4 separate regions of the Mus musculus genome follow, and all the other regions are linked to region 3. Evidence: chromatin loops called from intact Hi-C (ENCODE). Cell type or tissue: left cerebral cortex. All regions are shown on one strand.

The links. Hi-C counts contacts between places; a loop is a spot of excess contacts. Peaks named below come from ENCODE experiments on the same cell type or tissue, not always from the same donor. Only the 100,000 strongest peaks of a DNase experiment are listed, where the experiment ranks them.
Region 1: it touches region 3 in a loop (5-fold over the local background); 24 of 42 quality-filtered maps call a loop at or near these places.
Region 2: a loop joins it to region 3, with 3.0 times the contacts of the local background. A loop is called at or near these places in 7 of 42 quality-filtered maps.
Region 4: it touches region 3 in a loop (4-fold over the local background); 7 of 42 quality-filtered maps call a loop at or near these places.

What each region holds. Positions count from the first base shown.
Region 1 is chrX:77,639,725-77,644,724 of GRCm38, forward strand. Tbl1x (transducin (beta)-like 1 X-linked) reads left to right here. Exons shown (of 16, transcript NM_020601.2): 3 at 1,670-1,783; 4 at 3,687-3,832. The coding sequence starts at 1,726. Gm52447 (a long non-coding RNA gene) reads right to left here and starts at 2,635. Exons shown (of 3, transcript XR_003953113.1): 1 at 2,580-2,635. In left cerebral cortex, no CTCF peak of the experiment used is centred here; no DNase peak of the experiment used is centred here.
Region 2 is chrX:77,321,804-77,326,803 of GRCm38, forward strand. No RefSeq gene overlaps it. Among named protein-coding and RNA genes, the nearest start is that of Tbl1x, 190 kb to the right of the region's middle. In left cerebral cortex, no CTCF peak of the experiment used is centred here; a DNase peak (open chromatin) is centred at 2,023.
Region 3 is chrX:77,430,849-77,435,848 of GRCm38, forward strand. No RefSeq gene overlaps it. Among named protein-coding and RNA genes, the nearest start is that of Tbl1x, 78 kb to the right of the region's middle. In left cerebral cortex, a CTCF peak has its summit at 2,917 (motif pointing left); DNase peaks (open chromatin) are centred at 2,213 and 2,807; H3K4me3 peaks cover 741 bases; H3K27ac peaks cover 1,909 bases.
Region 4 is chrX:77,311,521-77,316,520 of GRCm38, forward strand. No RefSeq gene overlaps it. Among named protein-coding and RNA genes, the nearest start is that of Tbl1x, 200 kb to the right of the region's middle. In left cerebral cortex, a CTCF peak has its summit at 3,077 (motif pointing right); a DNase peak (open chromatin) is centred at 3,050.

The DNA.
Region 1 (5,000 bases), 210 kb after region 3:
TTCACCACCCTTGGGGCTTCTCATATCCTGTATATAGAGTGACCTTTAAGTTTATGGTGAAGACCCCTTTAAACTTCTCCAAGAGATGACACTGTGATGCATATTTCCCCAGGACCACACTTGTCATTCTTCCAAGGAAGACTTGACATCACTACCAGTCTGCTCAGGTGTCTTCTGTATGGTAAAGTACTGATCCAGCCACATCTGCCCACGTCGGTTCAGGGTTCCATGTGTGTAGGTTCCATTACCATGCACATTCTGAATTATAATGCACTGTGGTTTCACTGACTAAATACAAAATCAGCTGATTGTACTCTATGTTGACCTTGAATCTGGCTTCCCTGGTATGGTTCATATCCTGACCCTAAAATATATGCCAGCTTTTCTCTTTTTGGGAAAACATTTTGCCTGGAAGATAGAAACACACACGCGCGTGTGTGTGTGTGTGTGTGTGTGTGTGTGTGTGTGTGTACATACACACACATACACAACCAGCTTAAGAGAGAAAGGGTTTGTTTTGCTTAGAATTTCATGATATAGCCCATCATTGAGGAGAAATCAAGACAAGAACTTGAAGCAGATAGTTCAAAGGAAAGAGCCAAAGAGAATGTGAATGTGTGCATGTGTTCAGCTTGCTTTTTTTATATTCATCCACTCAGGACCCCGCTCCACCAGCGTGCCAATCAAGTGGGCTGGGCTTTCTCTTATCAATTAACACTATCAAGAAATTTGAGGTCTGTGGTTTATGCTGTGGCAGGATGCCGAGTTGATGTCAGTGATCCCAGCTACATCGCAGGGCTGTGGTCCATGGCTCTACTGCAACCCAGGAACCCTGTTTGTGGTGTGTTGATATTACAAACCATGTCAAAGCCCATAATCTATGTCCTCATGGTCTTTTTAAACAAATAAGCCACTTTGACAGATATTGATGACTAGAGGCAGTTGAGAAAGAGGGCATAGAAGATAACCCCCCCCAATAGTGATAGCCTAGACAGGAAGCCATGAGGAGAACTCTTAAAACTATGATAGGATGCTGAGGTGTTGCCCTCCACAATAGATAACTTCTGGCAGGGATGCCAGAAGGTAAGGACTCACTTGTCTCCATTTAGTGACCAGGCCACTGAGGCTTTGACCACGCTCTACTGAATCTAGAGATAATACAAATTCCATTTTTTTTTGGCTGGGGGTGTAACAGGGATGGGGGGTGGACAGGGAAAGACTAGAAAATGAATGTGATAGTGGTATATGATTCAAAATCTCCAAATAGTCAATAAAAATATGTTGGAAAAAAAAGATACTCCTTCTCAGACATGGCCATAGGCCAGCTTGATCTAGATGGTTCTTCATTGAGTCTCTTCTCAGGCCACTCTCGATTGTGTCAACTTTCATATACACACATATTTATATGTTCATGTGTATATACACATACATCTATCTGTCTAGTTATAATACAATATGATGGTAATTGGTCAACCCATAATAAGTATGTGATACTGTATTTAAATCATCTCAAAGGGGTATAGCTAAAGTAGTAGAGCACTTGGCCTAATAAGGCCCTGAATCTGTCCCTAGCACACACGCCACCCCCTCCCCACTGCAATGCACACACATTCAGAAGACAAATACATACAACATATTCAAAACAATGTTTCTGATGTTTTTCTAACAGAGGGTGGCTCACACTTGATCGAGACGAAGACCTCATCGCCGAAAGGTGAGGCTAAGATGAGCATTACCAGCGACGAGGTGAACTTTCTGGTATATCGCTACCTCCAGGAATCAGGTAACCAGCTTTCTTTACTTGCTTTTTTTTTTTTAAGATTTATTTATTTATTTATTTATTATATGTAAGTGCACTGTAGCTGTCTTCAGATACCCCAGAAGAGGGCATCAGGTCTCATTATGGGTGGCTGTGAGCCACCATGTGGTTACTGGGATTTGAACTCAGGACCTTCAGAAGGGCAGTTGGTGCTCTTACCCGCTAAGCCATCTCACCAGCCCCAGTAACCAGCTTTCTTTTCTGGAGGAAGTTCATTTTAAATATGTTTTGGACAAAACAGTTGACCACCAGTACAAGCCAGACTATCGGATCATCAAAAAGACCTAAGAATACTCTATATAATAGAGTGTTAAAGGGACAGAGAAGTGGTTTGGAAGGCACTTCATTCCTCCGTTGGAGTGTGGGGAGAGCATGGTCTTTCTTCTCATGACAGGAAATCAGTCAAGAGCAGTTGAGCCAGGTGTGATGACATTCACCTTTAATGCTAGCACTTGGAAGACAGAGAGAGGCATATCTCTTAAGTTTAAGGCTGCCCTAGTCTACAGAGTGAGTGGGACCTTGCCAAAATGTTGCTTCAAGGTATATAGTTAAAAGGCTAGACACATATGTCTCCTGTTGGCAAAATAGTCCTTGTGGGTAGCTCTTGGGTTCAGAGAGCCTCAGGTGGGACAAAATGCTATTTTGTCATGGTCTAATGTGATTTCTCCAATGAGCGATTTTAGTTCTCAAGTAAAACATTTTTTAATTCTCACAACCTGAAGATATTTAAAATCTACAAAATGATACTAATTGTACCTACCCATGCAACAAGCCACTTCAGTCCAATAGGGAGTGCCCTATGTTCACTTCTCTGGTAGAAAATTGAAATCTCTGGTAAAGCTGTTGGCAAGTATTTCTTTCTGTAGGCTGTGGGGAGTCAGTTCTATGCCTCCCCTAGCTTTGGTGATCTGTTAGCAACCTTTGACATTTCTTGGCTTAAAGCTGCATCACCTTGGTCCTGATGTCCAAATGTGTCCACATTTCCTTTTACAAAGAAAAGACTATATCAGCCCAGGGTCTCAGCACACTTATTTTAATAAATTATATCTGCCATAAACCTATTTTCAAGTGGTCATACTTTGAGATATAATTTGTTTCCATCTTCTGGAGTTGCATGTGTAGTTCTTTTAGTTAACTTTATTTCACTGTGACCAAATACCTCAAGCAAATGAAATTAAAGGAGGAAATGGATTTTTCTGGCTTTCAGAAATCCATGGTTGCTTTGTTCCTGTTCTTTTGGGTCTGTGGTGTGGGAGAACATCATGGTGTAGTATGTGGCACAGTATTTGCTTGCCTTAGGAAGCAAAGAGAGGAAAATGGAAAGGGGTGGGGGGGTCTCCAATATCCCCTTTAAGGTCACATCGTTGGTGACCTGATTTCTTCCTATTAGGCCTCTCTTCTTAAAGGCTTTATCACCACTCTGCTGTACCACTGGCTTGTCACTCAAGTCTTTAGCATATGGGTCTTTGGGGGGCACATTGCAGCTAAACTACTATACTCAGTGTAATGTTTGAGTCAACTCCTATTAAACCCATCTTATGTTGGAAATGGTAGTCAAAAATATATCTACGGGCTGTGGAGATTTTCTGATAGGTAAAGTGCTTGCTCTGCAAGGATATGAATCTATGTTCAATTCCCCACCTCCCATGTAAAAGCCAGGCTTTGCCATCAAAGTGTTTCTGATTATATATTAGCACTATTCCTTACTTCTGTGTTCCTTCTGTTTTCCCTGCCTGCTCGACCCTAACCAGAACCCGAACTTCCATTCTACAGCCTTCCCCAAGCCCATAGCTCTATGTTCACATCTCTAACCCACATTTCCCTCCCTACTTGGCTCACACCTGTCTCTGCTTCCCTCTTCCTGCAGGTTTTTCCCACTCTGCCTTCACGTTTGGGATCGAAAGTCACATTAGCCAGTCCAACATCAATGGTACACTAGTGCCACCGGCTGCCCTAATCTCCATTCTTCAGAAAGGACTGCAGTATGTGGAGGCGGAGATCAGCATCAACGAGGTATGTTCATTCCTGAGGATATGGCAGAATTCCAGACTACCCCTAGCAGATCTCAGAAGAATGTGTATATGATCCCTGAATACAGGTCTGGCATGCATTCTAAGGTATTTGGGGAAAAGTGGAAGCTACAAACAGGTCACTGCACCATCAGTAAGCTTTGGATGCCTCCTTGTGCAGGTTTGAAAAATCACAAGGTGTTGACTGATGAAAACAACCAATTCATTCTTACAAACAGACTTTCATCTACTTTGTTACAGGGCTTTGCATGAGCAGACAAGCCCTCTTTCTGATTTCCCAGGGCAGAATGCCCAAAGCAGGACCTTACTAGATGCTCATAGAGAGTCTTTATTTTCTGTCAAACTGACAGGGCATAACTAGAAGGAAATTTGAAGAGCATTTCACACTCAAACCATTTCTCTGACTCCTACATTCTCTCTCTGTCCTCCCCTTCCTGCATGTGTCCTGACTGAGCCTTGGAGCAAGTTGCCCATTTACAGCTGCAATTCAATAGTCGTTCATTTCTAGCACTTTTAACTACTTATAAGTCTCTGTGGTGAGTACCACACAGCAAAGAAAAAGCTTCTCTGACCAAAGCTAATAGCAGTACTAATCTGTGGGCTTAAACATGGATATTTAGAATTTGATAGGCACACCATGTCCATTTAGCAAAACCATAGCAGTATCTTCCCCCAACCACCTGCTTTTAGCCAGGTTTACAGAACCAGATATGAATTCCCACTTATGGATCAGTTCTTAAATCCAATCAGAAAGCAGCTTTTAATTACCTTCAACATCCAGGCCACTGTTCTATCAGTGGACACATCTTACTTGACAGAGATTGGTAGTACAAACATGTGGAGTTCACAGCTAAGTGTTGATTCCTTCTCAGCAGCACTAACTTTTTTTTATAGTCTATGGCTTTAGCTATACATGCAAGATATTTCTGTTCATACTTTGATTTTTTTATCTTACAAAATAACAAGTTTCCTTACTGCTTTTTTATACATACTTCAGTTGACCCACTCCAGTACATACCATCCCTCTCCTTCCATGAACCTGATCCACCATTTGAAATATCTTACAGACTGTTTTCTTGCTATATTCTCTTTTAACTTTAAAAATTATCCTTCTAAGCACAAGAATAGTGTCTGATTTCTATTTCTCTTAT
Region 2 (5,000 bases), 110 kb before region 3:
GCTAGAGAAAGTACCCAAGGAGCTAAAGGGATCTGCAACCCTATAGGTGGATCAACATTATGAACTAACCAGTACCCCGGAGCTCTTGACTCTAGCTGCATATGTATCAAAAGATGGCCTAGTCGGCCATCACTGGAAAGAGAGGCCCATTGGACACACAAACTTTATATGCCCCAGAACAGGGGAACGCCAGGGCCAAAAAGGGGGAGTGGGCGGGTAGGGGAGTGGGGGTGGGTGGGTATGGGGGACTTTTGGTATAGCATTGGAAATGTAAATGAGCTAAATACCTAATAAAAAATGGAAAGAAAAAAAAAAAAAAAAAGAGAGACTCTCAATTGAGAAAATGCTTCCATGTGAGTGGGGTATAAACAAGTCCATCAGGCATTTCCTTGATTAATGCTTGATGTGGGAGGGCCTGGGGTCACACATTCAAACCGAGCACAAATCCTGGGAAGGTGGTCCTAGACTGTATAAGAAAGAAGCAGGTTTAGTAATCCAGGAGCAATCCAGTAAGCAGCACTCTTCCATGGCTTCTTCTTCAATTTCTGCCTCCAGCTTCCTACCCTGCTTGATTTCCTGTCTTGATTTTCCTCAGCAATGGTCTGTTACCTGGAAGTATAAAATGAGATAAACCCTTTCCTCACCAAGTTGCTTTTAGTAATGGTGTTTTATTCACAGCATAGTAAACCCTAAGACAATCACCATTACTTTAATCCCTTCCCTGCTGTGTGGAAGCAAGATAGAATGCATCTAAGGGACAGGTCATGACCCTTTGTATTTCTGGTCTCCACCTCAGATATATATATATACAAGTAAGCTTTAGGTACCCAATGAAGAATTTCAGACCAAGTAAATGCAGCAATGCTGTCTACAGAAATACCCATAATTCTGGCAGTTTAAAACAATCTATGGGAGTCAGGAGAGCCCTGAACTTCTCTAGTCACTGGGCTTACCAGCTCCACTTGGCTCATGCTGTTTATCAGTGAAATCAAGGTCTGGGAGAGCAAAATATTAAATCTTCAGGGTTGAAGAAATGGCTCAGCGGTTGAAAGCAATCACTGTTCTTCCAGAGGACCAGAGTTCTGTTACTAGCACCAATGCCAGATGGCTCATGAATGTCTCTAACCGTAGCTTGAATGGATCCAATGACTGACCACCAGGAACACCTATAGTCACATGCATATATGTATACGCAGATACAGAATTAAAACTAGCAAATAAATATTCCAAAAGGATAAAAATAAGGTCTCAAGATCTTGTCAGTTCTTTACCACATAGACTACACTTTCATCTGTGTGAGTTATGGTAGGTAACAACAGATTCAAAACTCAGCTCTCAGCTCATTGACATTCAAAACTTACCTCCTAAAAGCCAATGCTTGATTGCCAACTTGACAAGATCTAGGGTCACTATGGAAACAAACATTTGGGCATATCTGTAAATAATTATCTAGGTTAGGTTAACTGAGGTGGAAAAATGCTCTCTAAATGTGGGTAGTACTAATCTATGGTTTGAGGCTATGGACTTCATGAAAAAGAGAATGTGAGCTAGTGACCAGCAGCAATGTGACCAGCCACCTCAAATCCATGCCATTATGACTTCCCACCGTGCAGACACCCTGGAGCCTTGGGGCAAAATAAATTCTTCTTTCTTAAGTAGCTTTTTGTCAGGTATTTTGTTGCAGCAACGAGAGAAGTTTTTTGTTTTGTTTTGTTTTGTTTTGTTTCACAATAGAGCCAAAGATGGTCGGAAGCGCAAGGTTCAGTGATGCTTGGCTTGGGTACTGTAGCCTCTAGGGTCAGTCGGGGCTGGGTTTCATTTCTTCCCCACAAAAGAAAAGAGGCTTTTATTTTTAGTTCTGAATCCCATTTGGCTGGATGAGAACTCGAGTTTGATAGCTTTTATTCTTCCCACGACTTGATTTCTTAAAAGCAACTCAGTTTGCATCTCATTTGGGAGCTGCTTTTACACAGATCAAAGATAATGACATTCTCAGCCAGTGAAAGACACCATTTGCCAGCTCTTTTTCTAAGACAATTTGTTGGAGCAGATTTTAGGGGAGGCTGGGAAGTGGGGGAAGTACTCCAACTTGCGTTGCTGTGGAAACTTCTGCAGAAGCTAAGAGGGTACTTGTTCAGCTCCTAAGAGAGTGAGATCTTACTTCTTAAAATATCATTCATTTCCACGGTACAAAGATGCAATTAGCCCTGTCTACAGAGGAGGAGGGTTTGCTTTTATCTCCTTTTGGGGCTAGAAGGTCAGGCTGAGATAGAATCTTTTTATTCTCATAATCACAGCAGAGTCTGAAGAACTATGAGCACCTGGAGGGAGTGAAATATGGGAGGCATGAGGTGTCCTATTCCAAAGAATATGCTATTGGCATTAAACTAATGACAACCATTTTGGGCTAAGGATGTCATTGTAAAACAGTCCTTGGCATATACTGAGCAACCTCTGCTACATTTGATCAGAGCCATTGTTTTCTTTGAAACAGTTTGAAGTCCTTGAACAATTAATGAAGCCGTGTACTTCTGCTTTCTGACCCATAACAAACACAAAAAAGGGCATAGATAATCCACTGTCTGCAGGGCACTGTGGAATGCCATGTAGATAGCCAGAATGGTGGGTGACATCGTAAGCACTATTGTCAACATCAGGAACTACATCCTCAAATGAAAAAGTGTTGAAACACAGCCTGAATTTGGGTGTGATATCAGATACCTGTCATTCCAACCCTCAGAAAGCTAAGGCATAATAATGATTTCAAACCCAGCCTGGACTGCATCCTAAAGAGGCAACCTAGACTATACAAAAACATCTTGTTTCTTAAAAAATAAAATGGAGAAGCAGTGAAAAAGTAGTCTTCTTATACTGATTTCATCCTTTCTGCCACTATGAGACCTTCTCAATGCTACATGTCATCCTTCTCATTCCCACGTAACTCAAAGCCTCTTGTACCTCCAAATATATTAACACAATCCTTTTTGTTTATCTCTCTTGATAGATACACACACACACACACACACACACACACACATACACACACACACCTACATACTCATGGACATAGACTGTCCCCCTAAAAATTATCACAAAGAACTTAGTGACTCAAGGCCAGAGAATAGAATATAGAAAGAGAAAATAGAAAGTGAGTTCCCAGTGCAGTGTTACCTAATCAGGTGATCAAGGTCAGCATCATTAGATAACACCATGGGGCTATAATATGCCCATAAGTTTGGGCCCTGACAAAAATCACCTCACCTCTGTTCAAAACCCTTCAATACACTGATCATTGGAGATACATCAAGAAAACCACTGGAGAACATTCTGCAAAAACTTCAAAACATGAAAAATAAGGGCAATATGAAGAAACCTCGCAGCCAAGAACATGAGGATGACCCAACTGTATGTAAGCTGCTGGGCAGGATGGCTGGACTGTAGGCACGCAGGAGGGAGGGAAAAGGTGAGGCAACAGGATTTCTATGAGAAAATGAATAAAACTCAAAGCAAGTCTGGAGTTTAATTCATGATAACAGCCCCCTGATGGTTTCCTAGCTGTGCCAGACACAATTACACATGTGTTATAAATCTAAGATGTGTTCCACAATGTGACATTGATTGATGAGGTAAATCAGCACACAAGTAGATAAAACCAGACTGTGAACCAGCTGACTGATGTGTTTACATGTGTGCAGAATCTTTTCTACAGCCAGCTAGCTAATCCTTTGGCCACCACTTAAGTCAGGGACATACCCGGCCTAATATCATTGTAATTGACTTCTCAGGCAATATTCCTGAGAAATATGGATCCAGATTTTGCCCAAAATCATTCTTTTCCCTGAGGTAGACATAGATCAAATTTTAAATCTTAAAAAAAAAAAAGCCACATGCAAGAACATTCATGTGCAGAGAAAATGTTGATTTTTCTATCCTTGTTTTAGTGTCTCCAAATGCCAATCAATTAGGTTTCTTTTTTAAATTATTGGGGGCCTTTAAAGATTCAAATTGGACGTGACTTGTGGTACATTATATTAATTCCAGGACTTGGAAGGCAGAAACAGACAGATCTCTGTGAATTCGAGACCACCCTGACTTACACAGTAAGTTCCAGGCCAGCCACGATTACATAGTGGAAACTTATCTTTTAAAAAATTCATATCAGGCCAGGTAGTGGTGGTGCATTCTTTTAATCCCAGCACTTGTGAGGCAGAGGCAGGCGGATTTCTGAGTTCAAAGCTAGTCTGGTCTACAGAGTGAGTTCCAGGAAAGCCAAGGGGCTATCCAGAGAAATCCTGTCTCTAAAAAAAAAAAAAATCTATATCAGAGGTAGCATAGTAATGTACACCTATAATCTCATGACTCAGGAAGCCAATATAGAGGGATATCAAATTTAAGGCCATCCTGAGCTACATGATTTCTGAAAAAGCCAAAAGAGGGGGTTGGAAAGATGTCTCAGGAGTTAAGAACATTGGCTGCTTATGCTAAGAACCCAGGGGTTCAGTTCCCAGCACTTATGGTTTTAGAATATTCAGCATCCTATTCTGAAGTCCACAGGCAACAGGTATGCATAAGGTACACATACATACATGCAGCCAGGATAGCCATACACATAAAATAATATAATCTTAAAAAATCATTAATCCAAAAGATGGAGATGGGAAGAAAGAGAGGGAGGGAGGGAGAGCGGGAGGGAGAGAACTACATATCAGTACAAGGTCTTTGAATGTGTATTTTTCTTGGAGGTTGGCACTTTTTTATAACTTTACCCAAGTATAGCATGATGCTATCATAATGGGGGCCTTGGTTCATTTCTTATAGCTTTCTGAATTCAGAAATCCTGGGTAATATGACTGGGCTGTATCACTTCTGGGACTATGCTGAAAACAGTCTACATCAGCTTTCCACAAAGACCCCTGCACATCCATGTTTACTTCTGTACAGTTCACAGTGGTCAAGACAGGGGCTAGGTGTCCTTCAACAGATGACTGGATAAACAAAAT
Region 3 (5,000 bases):
ACAGGCTGGGGACATAAATTATTAGAGAGTGCTTGCCTAGCATGAAAAAAAGCCTGGATTCAATCATCAGCATCACATAAACATAAACCAGGTATAGTGAGGACCACCTGCAATCTCAGCACTTGTGAAATGACTACAGTAATGCCATCTTGTCCTGACTCCATTTTTGTGTTTATTTAAACAGTTCTCAGCCCTTTATCCCTTTCCCCAAATAGTCACATCTGCTTGACAACATATTTGAGATTTCCATGACCTTGACTATGGCCCAGATATATTATCCAGAGTAATTAATGTTTATACAAAGTTAACATAAACTAAAATAACTGGAAGATGTATAAGTAAAAAATAATTAGCATGTTATGTCTAAAATAACTACTACATTCTTCCAGAAATAAATGCTTCAAGGTCACTCTGACTCTCACCTAACTTTGATGTCTTTTGATGGTCTTTGTGGTTTTTACCTTTACAAACTCTGTACCCCTGAGCTTGGTCACCAAGAGGCTTTGAGGCATGAGCCTGCTCGTGGTCTCCAGACAATAAACAACTCATATACTTTTAAATGGCTTAATCAGTTTGGTTGTCTGTATCTTTCTCTAGTGGATTATTATACTTGAGAAATGGAGGCAGAAAGGACAGGATACAAAGTCATCCTCAGACACAAAGCAAGTTGGAGGCCAGCCTGGGCTACATAAGACTATCTCAAAAGCTCACATGAAACCATGAGGGGACATTAGCATCTACAAGAAGAGGAAGAGCCATCCAAAAAAGGGATTTCTGTTGGCGCTTTCACCTTGAACTTCCAGCATTCAGAACTGTGAACTGTTAGGTTTTGGGCTTGTTTTGGTTTGGTTTATTTTGTTTTGTTTTTGAGTCAAGATTTCACACTGTAGACCAGGCTGGCCTCAAACTGGCAGAAATCCTTCTGCCTCTGCCTCCTGAGTGCTAGGATTCCAAGCATAATTTACCCTGTCTCACTCCACCCTCCAGGACTGTGAAACAAACAAAAACCCATGACGACTGCTTAGACAAGCCAGTTTGTGGGCCTGGCTTCAGCAGTCTTAGTTGTTAGCTTTCTGAGACAAAAGTCAGAAAGAACGCAGAGTCTAACCTTTGACAGACAGCACTGTATTTATTAACACCCACAGCGAGGGAGTAGCAGCCTCTCTCCTGTGGGAAATTGAGGGGTCTCACAGGGGGGATAAAGCTGATCTATATAAAGTGTTGGAGTAAGGGACTTGGGAATGAGGTAATTGTAGCAGCAGTAGCCCACATTTCTTTTCTGCAATCTCTCCTTCCTGAAATTGTTTGCTCAAGGCAAGACCTTGGGAGATGAGATGTCTCTACAAACTTGCCTTTCTGAGCTGACCGATAAGATATAGCAAGGCCATCTGTAATCTCCTAGGATTCCGGTTTTACCTCTGAGGAGTCACTCTATCATTAGCAGAGCAACAAAGTCACTGCACATGGAGATGCTGGCCAGTCTGGCTGTGTGCACTGGTAACAGATGGTGAACTACACCTTTGCCAGTTTGCACCTGGCTATTTTAAAGTTGTGTGCACAGAATGGCATTTAAAGGTCTTGCATATCTCTTTAGAAGGGACAAAAAGCATAACATAACCCACAAAGCTTGCATGGAGGGAGCAAGTGGCTGTGCCCCAATTTGGAGAGGTGTTCAGTTTTTCATAGGAGGGGATTGCTTTTTGGTTTAACTGGCATTCTATTTTTTAGGGGAGGGGTCTTTCTTTTCTCCTTCCTTTTTTTATTCTGATTTGCCTTGTAACTGGGGCGAGTGGGGGAGAACTGGAAGTGCTTCTTTATGTGGGGGTAGGGGGACACGGTGAGCCACATGGAGAGAATCCCAAGATACCACTGCCTCATCCACCCATTCCTGTCCCCAACACATATACACAAAAATGTGAATTGTCATTTTTTTGAAGTTTTTTTTTTTAAGCAGTAGTTCCTGTTACATTCAAGGAAGACCTAGGCCATTTTATTATTAAACAATGGTCTCTTTTTAAGTAAGAAAAGAGAGAGAGAGAGAGAGAGAGAGAGAGAGAAGAAAAGAAAACTCAAGATCACTTTGGTAGAAGGCTAGGATCTGCCCTACTATGGCTGTGTTTTAAATCTGTTTTCTTAAGTCCTCAATTAAGCTTTCCAGAAACTGGGCGTGTTTTCATTTGCATTCCGAAACAGAAATCTGACGAGTTTGAACATTGTCTGCTTGGGTTCAAAAGGAAACTGTAAATTTATACAGTCTGTTTTAAAAAAAATGTCAATTGCATCTTAATGAGTCTCCGCAGAGAAGTGCCCCACCCCTTCTCCCATCCCCCTCCCATCCCCCTCCCTCCTACTGACCCGGCCCTCCTCTGCCACCGCCCACCCCCTTCCTGCTCACCTACCTCCCCTTCCTTCCTCCACTTCCCATTCCCCTCCATTTCATTTCCCAACTCCCCTCCTTCCAGCTCTACTTTCCATCCCCCACCTTTTCACTTTCCAAACCTGCCCCTCCTCCTCCATTTCCTAGGTCCTCCCTCCTTCCCAGCCCCCTCCTTCGCGCTTTCCACCCTTTTTCTTCCCCCCTCCTCCTCCACCTCCTCCCCCTCCCCTTTTCCTCCCTGAGCCGTGTGCATTCCAGCTGCAGCCCTGCCCCTTCCTCCCCACCCTGCTCAATTCTTTCTCCCCCCCCCCTCCCCCGCCCACTTTCCAGCCCGGTTACCAGCCAGGCTCCCAGAGGGCTGGCGAGCGCATGCTTCCAAAGGTCACGTGGTCCCTCCGCCTCCCCGGCGGGGGAGGGGCGGCTGCCGAACCTGTTCTTTGTTAAGAGGTCAGAGCCTGCGCCTGCGCTAACTGGGAAGGAACTACCGAGGAGCTTCAAAGAGCTGCGCAGTCTCCGCGCCCCGCCCCCAGCTGGGCCTAGGTTGTAATCGCTGGACTCCTCAAAGGCGGCCGGGTTCACATCCTCCACAGGGGTTGGGGACCTTCTGGGAAACCCAGAGACCCTATAAAATAGGGAAACTGGGGAGCAGTGGTGTGCTTAGCGGGAAGCGCTTGAATGCTCAAATGTGTTATTCTATCTAAAGGTCTTTCCCTGTGCAAAAACATTTTCCCCTCCAAAAATGAGAGTTGAGGGGGAGGGGAGGTGGGTAATAAAACTAAGCGTGCTCTGTGCAAGCAGTTGAACACTGTGATTAGGTTACATAGCTGTAAAAATATTTTTCTAGGTCACTAGATATTTTTCAAACTCAGACTTTAACTGAGGGCAGTGGAATTTTTTTATGCCAGAATGTATTAACCACTCCTGATTGCAAAGAATTGCTGTGTCTTGTTTGTTTTTTCTTTTGGGTTTTTGTTGTTGTTGTTGTTGTTGTTTGGCTTTTGGTTTTTTTGGTTTTTCGAGACAGGGTTTCATTTATCTGTATAGCCTTGGCTGTCCTGGAACTCACTTTGTCAAGGAGGACGGTGAGGGCCCCAATCCTAGCCTGCAGAGGACCAGGATGTGGCTCCCAAAGTCCATGGCTGGACAAGTTTTAGAAGCCCGGATCTGAGAAGGACAGAAGCCAACTGGGGCACAAATATAGCTCTTGATCTGGTGGGTGCTCTGGGATGGGAACTTATTTGGGGACACCGGGGCCAGCCTTGGTCATCTTTATTTCTCTTACATAGCAATGAGCGTCGTTTACACAAGCACAGACACTTAAGGTCTTGCTAACATATGCCAAGCACACTTCTTTACATAACTGATATGACTTTCATGGCCGCTGTAGGGTACACACTGCTGTCCCCTGCGCCCCCTACCCCCTGGCTTTTTTGGGTAGTTTTGGCTATAGCCCAGGCTGGCCTCGAACTCAGAAATCTGCCTGCCTCTGCCTCCCGAGTGCTGGGATTAAAGGCGTGCACCACCATACCCGGCTCACTGTGTCTGTTTTAAAACATGGGCTGGGGATGTATCTCTGGGTAGTGCGCTTGACTAGCAGGCATGAAACCCGGGTGTTGGCAGCACTGCGTTCCAACTGAGCATGGTGGCACACACCTGTAATCACAGTGCTGGAGAGGTGGAGGCAAGAGGACCAGAACTTTTTCAGGTCGTCGTCAATTTCACAGTTTGTATTGTTATGTTTTGTCGTTATCGCCTAAAAGCCAGTTCTTTTCTACAGATAGACAGAAAGGGAGTGGATCTGATGGGAGGGGAGGTAGGGAAGAACTGGGAAGAACAGAGAGAGGAGAAACTGTAATCAGGATATATTGTAGGAGAAAAGAATCTATTTTAGTAAACGGGGAAGAAATGACTTTAAAAGAAAAATCATTATTACAAAGAAAAAAGGTTCTGAGTCTGAGATGTATGAAACCTTGATTCAAGACAATAAAAGGTTACAGCTCAGTGACACTGCACTTGCTCGGCACTCAAAAGTGGAAGAGTGTGTAATTGTGTAATTATGTAAGTAGCCTTTTCCTCTACAGTTCTCAGTGTGACAAACAAATATAGGTCAGGGATAAGTATGTTAACCTTGCCTGCTTGGATATTCCGGATTTTCTGTTCCATTCTATGTATATCTGTATACATATCCTGGGAGTGGGGAGCACATGGGTGCACTTATGCCATGGCATATGTATAAAGGTCAAAGGACAAAGTGGGTTTTCCAGGGTTCGTTCTCTCTCTCTCTCTCTCTCTCTCTCTTCCATTCTGTGAGCTGTGAGCACTGGGATTATGGATGTTGGATACAGTGTTCATTTTTGTGTGGGTTTCAGGGACCTGAACTCCCATCGTTCTTGCTTACTTGACAAGTACTTTAAGCACAGCCATCAGCCAGAATTAGACTTAAAGGTAGAAAATACAATACTGACCACATTTCCAAGAGTTGAAGATGACTGACCAGGCTGGCAGGAAATAGCTCCTAACATCCACAAATCCCCATCCATTAGAAGACCTTGGGAAAAGCTCTCTGGCCATACCTTTGAGAGGAACACTTCATAAACGTCCCATAAAGCCTCAGTGTTTGTCA
Region 4 (5,000 bases), 120 kb before region 3:
GGTTATCCTCAACATATAATGAGTTAGAGGATAACCTGGCTTATGTGAGGCCCTATCTTGGAAAAATTGGGAAAGACACACACATAGAGAGAAAAGAGCAGAGAAAATATGTCCAACATACAAAACATACTTCTTTGAAAATATTATATAACACAGCATCATTTACAATGAATATATGTAATGAAAAGTAAAGGATAGGAAGAGAGAAGAAGAGTAAGGAAATGGGAAAGAAATTTAGGAACACTGATGTAGTTTGAAAATGTATGTAAAGTTTAACAATATCTGATTTATGAAGGTTGGGGACAAAGCTCAGGGCCTAGCATAACCCAAGACATAGATTAGACCCCCATCATCATAAAACAAAAAAATCTTTTTGAATAACCAATATGTAAAAATTGAAGGTGTAGCCTATCGAAGGGAACAGCACAAAGGAAAGAAAGCCAAGATGACATATGAGAACAGGGCAAGTGTAGTTTACTGGCAACATCTGCTGGCAACCAGTGAGCCTGTATGCAGAGGTGTTCCTTCTGTATCCTATGGGCTGAATGTACAGGCTCTACAATGACCTAGGTGTGCAACCTCACTCCCTACAAAGGAAGGGTTTATGAAATAGCTCCATAAAAGTTTACCTGTACATAATTAGAAAGTAAGATGTGGGTCTAGGAATATGGCTTAGTAAAGTACTTGACATGCAAGCATGAAGAACTGAGTTCTATCAGAGAACCAACAAAACAATGTGGGTATGGTGGCATATGCCTATAATCCCAGCACTTGTGGGGTGGAAACATGAGGATCTCCTGGATTTGCTAGACTATTATCAACACAACCTAACCATCAAGTTCCAGGTTCAGTAAAAGAATTCTATTCTTCCTCCCACAAAAAGAGCAGAGTATAATTAAGAAAATACTTGGCACTAACCTCTACTTTCCATGCTTAAGTGCACAAGTGCATACATGCACACTTGTAGCGACAAACACATATGCACACATACATACACACACCCATACAGGAAGAAAGACACAGTAATTATCTTCCAAAAATAATATTAGGGGTGAGAGAGATGGCTTAGCAGTTAAGAGCACTGGCTGCTTCCAGAGGACCTGAGTTTGATTACCAGCTCCCACATCAAGCAATTCATAACCATCTGTAACTCTGGATTCAGAGAAACATATCGTTTCTAAGAGTACCTGTGCACAAGGCCTACACTCACAGGACACATACAAGTGAAAATAAAAATCTAAAATTTTTAAATAAGTTAATTAAAGGCATTGCATTCTGTCTTAATTAACCTACCTTTGATCTTTCTATGGAAAGTTTGAGGGTTTGTCAGCCTGAAGAGCACTGGCATTTGGGAACTAATAAATAAATCACTATCGTCCATTTTTGTCCCAATTCGTTGAGAAAGAATTAAGTGTCATTGTGGCATTTTTCAATCAAAATTTGTTTTTGTAGGTTCTCTTCCCAGCTTCTTTCCCTTCCCTTCAGTCTTCCACCCTCGGTATCTTCCTCTCTACTTTTATGTTTCATGTGACCTGCTGTTCTCCCCTCCTTTTTCAACACCTCATACCCCCTTTAGTGGTCTCCTGTCTAGGTTTGTGTTCTATACCCACTCTCACAACTTTTTATTTATATACACAGAAGCATTAAAAGTCAGGACCCAATATAAGGTACACTTGGAGATCATAAAAGAATTAGAAAAGCAGGAAGCACTACTAGGCCCTTGTCTTCACTGGGTGGCAGCTGGCACCTGCTTGTCTAGACACTCTCAGTTCATCCTAGGATTGAAGTTACAGACACAATGAAGATAGCACTTTCCTAAAGAACTCAGCCAATAAGAAACAAAAGGGAACCAGGGGATGCCATTAGAAATATCAAAACTACTGTTTTGTGCCAAATGAGTGTGACAGACTTCTTTTTGTTTTTTTTTTTGTTTGTTTGTTTTTTGTTTTTTGTTTTTTGTTTTTTTTTTTTTTTTTTTTTTTGTTCTTGCTTTGTTTGTTTGGTTGCTTGCTTGCTTTGCTTTGCTTTTGTCCAGGCTGAAACCAGACTTCTGCAGAAACAAATGCAAATCCATGTCACTTCTAGTACTTTGATTCTCCAGTACTCTTATGAAGTAAGGATCATCATTTCTCACAAGAGCAGAGCTGTCTCTAAGATGCTAGGAGCACCCAACCCTTTTCCTCTTACAACCCAAGCAATACTCCAACACTTATAAATGTGCTACAGTCAGGGAGAAATATTATATTCCCAACTACCTCAGTGTCATTCATAGGCTTAAATAACTTCATCTTTCAAAGCCACAAGGAGCCTGCGTACACACAGTATGAGTGAGAAATTCAAAGACTCGTAACCATTGCCCATTTTCTTTTCTGCACAAATTAGCAAAAATGTACATACAATTATGACCTACTCAACCTATTTCTCCAAAGTGAAGTTGACTGCAGTTGGAACCACATCACCAAGTCCAGACGCCCACACTCATCATAGAGCTCTTAGGCTTTGTCTGCAATTTCTTAAACTGGAACAGTATCAAAGCTAATGAAGGAGGCGTCATTTTCAAGTTTTGCTAAGATAGTCATTTAGTAGATTAAGTGTTCTTTTAAACTTCTCTAGATGTACTTGTTAAAACTATAAATTATTTACATGGCAGTTAATAAAGCAACATTTAGTCAAAACCCATCCTTAACATGAGACCACATACCATAACTAAAAATATTAAGTATGCATTGAATGTACTGTTGTTTAGACAAGGTCTCATGTAAAGCATGCTAGCCAAAAATCATCATGTACTTCTGATCTTGCATTAATTATATCAACAATTAATGAGGAAGGATGTCACAAATTTAAAAGAGAAAGGAGGGGTATGCGGGAGGGTTTGGAGGGAAGAAAGGGGATGGAGAAATGTTATAATTCTAATCTCAAAAAAATGTTAAGAGGCTAACATGAGACTTGGAGCTTGGTGAGGAGGCTGTAGTTAAGGTAAGTGGGACATAAGGGAATGGCAGAGGGCCAAAGACTACAGGGAAGAATAACTCTAAAGGATACACAAAGATCCTCTCAGACGCTCCAGCAGATGGCAGTAAAGGTCAAACCAGGCATGCAAATTAGCTTGAGTCTACCACAACCAGGACACAATTTCCTCTTATCCTTCAAGAGACAACCTTTTCCTCGTAATAGTATCCCCTATACTTAAGCCAGAAAATCATAAAATTACTGGAAGGTAAAAATTAATTTCATTACTCTGATGGTTAACCTCAGCTGTCAACTTGATAAGATCTAGAATCACCCAGGACATGGGTCTCTGGCAATGTCTGTGGAGGCATATCTTGCTTGTGTTAGTTGACATGAAAGACCATCTCAATTGTGAGCAGAACTATAGTAAGACTTCCAGGACAGTACAAGAGAGAAAGCAAGCTGAGCACTAGCATGCATCACTCTCTGTTTCCTGATTGTCTGATTGTAGGTGTGATGTCACCAGTTGTTTCAAGCTCCTTCTATCTTGACTTTCCCACCATGATATCTTGGAACCTACATGTTAAGGGGGGTTAACTTCTTCCTTAAGTTGTTTTTGTCAGAGTATTTTATCATAGCAACTGGAGAAGAAACTAAGATGTGTTGGAGGGATGTCTTGTCATAAATTCTTGTGTGGGCCCTTCAGAGGCTGTTGGAAATGCATGGCCAGAGACCTGGCTAGTTTTATGTCAACATCACACAAGCTAGAGTCATTTTTAAAGAGAGACTCTCAGAACTTAGGAAATTAGTCTGAACAGGTTAGAGGGTGCGCCAGAGAACCGGACAGCTTCTGGGACGGGCAGAAGCACAGAGCCGCTGAGGCAGCAGCCTGGGCGGGCCGCAGACAACCGGCCACCATCCGGACCAGAGGACAGGTGTCCGCCTGGCTTGGGAGGTGACCTCAGCCTCAGCAGCAGCGGTCGCCATCTGGGTTCCGGGACTCCGCGGGACCTAGGAAATTAGTCTGAACAGGTTAGAGGGTGCACCAGAGAACCGGACAGCTTCTGGGACGGGCGGAAGCACAGAGCCGCTGAGGCAGCAGCCTGGGCGGGCCGCAGATAACCGGCCACCATCCGGACCAGAGGACAGGTGTCCGCCTGGCTTGGGAGGCGACCTCAGCCTCAGCAGCAGCGGTCGCCATCTTGGTTCCGGGACTCAGCAGAACTTAGGAAATTAGTCTGAACAGGTTAGAGGGTGCGCCAGAGAACCGGACAGCTTCTGGGACGGGCAGAAGCACAGAGCCGCTGAGGCAGCAGCCTGGGCGGGCCGCAGACAACCGGCCACCATCCGGACCAGAGGACAGGTGTCCGCCTGGCTTGGGAGGCGACCTCAGCCTCAGCAGCAGCGGTCGCCATCTGGGTTCCCGGACTCCGCGGGACCTAGGAAATTAGTCTGAACAGGTTAGAGGGTGCACCAGAGAACCGGACAGCTTCTGGGACGGGCGGAAGCACAGAGCCGCTGAGGCAGCAGCCTGGGCGGGCCGCTGATAACCGGCCACCATCCGGACCAGAGGATAGGTGTCCGCCTGGCTCGGGAGACGGCCTCGGCCTCAGGAGCAGCGGTCACCATCTTGGTTCCAGGACTCCCTGGAACTTAGGATTTTAGTCTGCACAGGTGAGAGTCTGCACCACAGAAGCTGACAGCTTCTGGGAACTGCCAAAGCAACACAGCTTCTGAGAGAGGCCCTGTTTTGGGCCTTCTTCTTCGACCAGGAGGAGGTCCAAAAACAAGATATCTGCGCACCTTCCCTGTAAGAGAGCTTGCCAGCAGAGAGTGCTCTGAGCACTGAAACTCAGAGGAGAGAATCTGTCTCCCAGGTCTGCTGAGAGACGGTAACAGAATCACCAGAAGAACAATCTCTAAACAGAGTCAACTATAACTACTAACTCCAGAGATTACCAGATGGCGAAAGGTAAACGTAGGAATCCTACTAACAGGAACCAAGACCACTCACCATCATCAGAACCCAGTACTCCCACTTCGCCCAG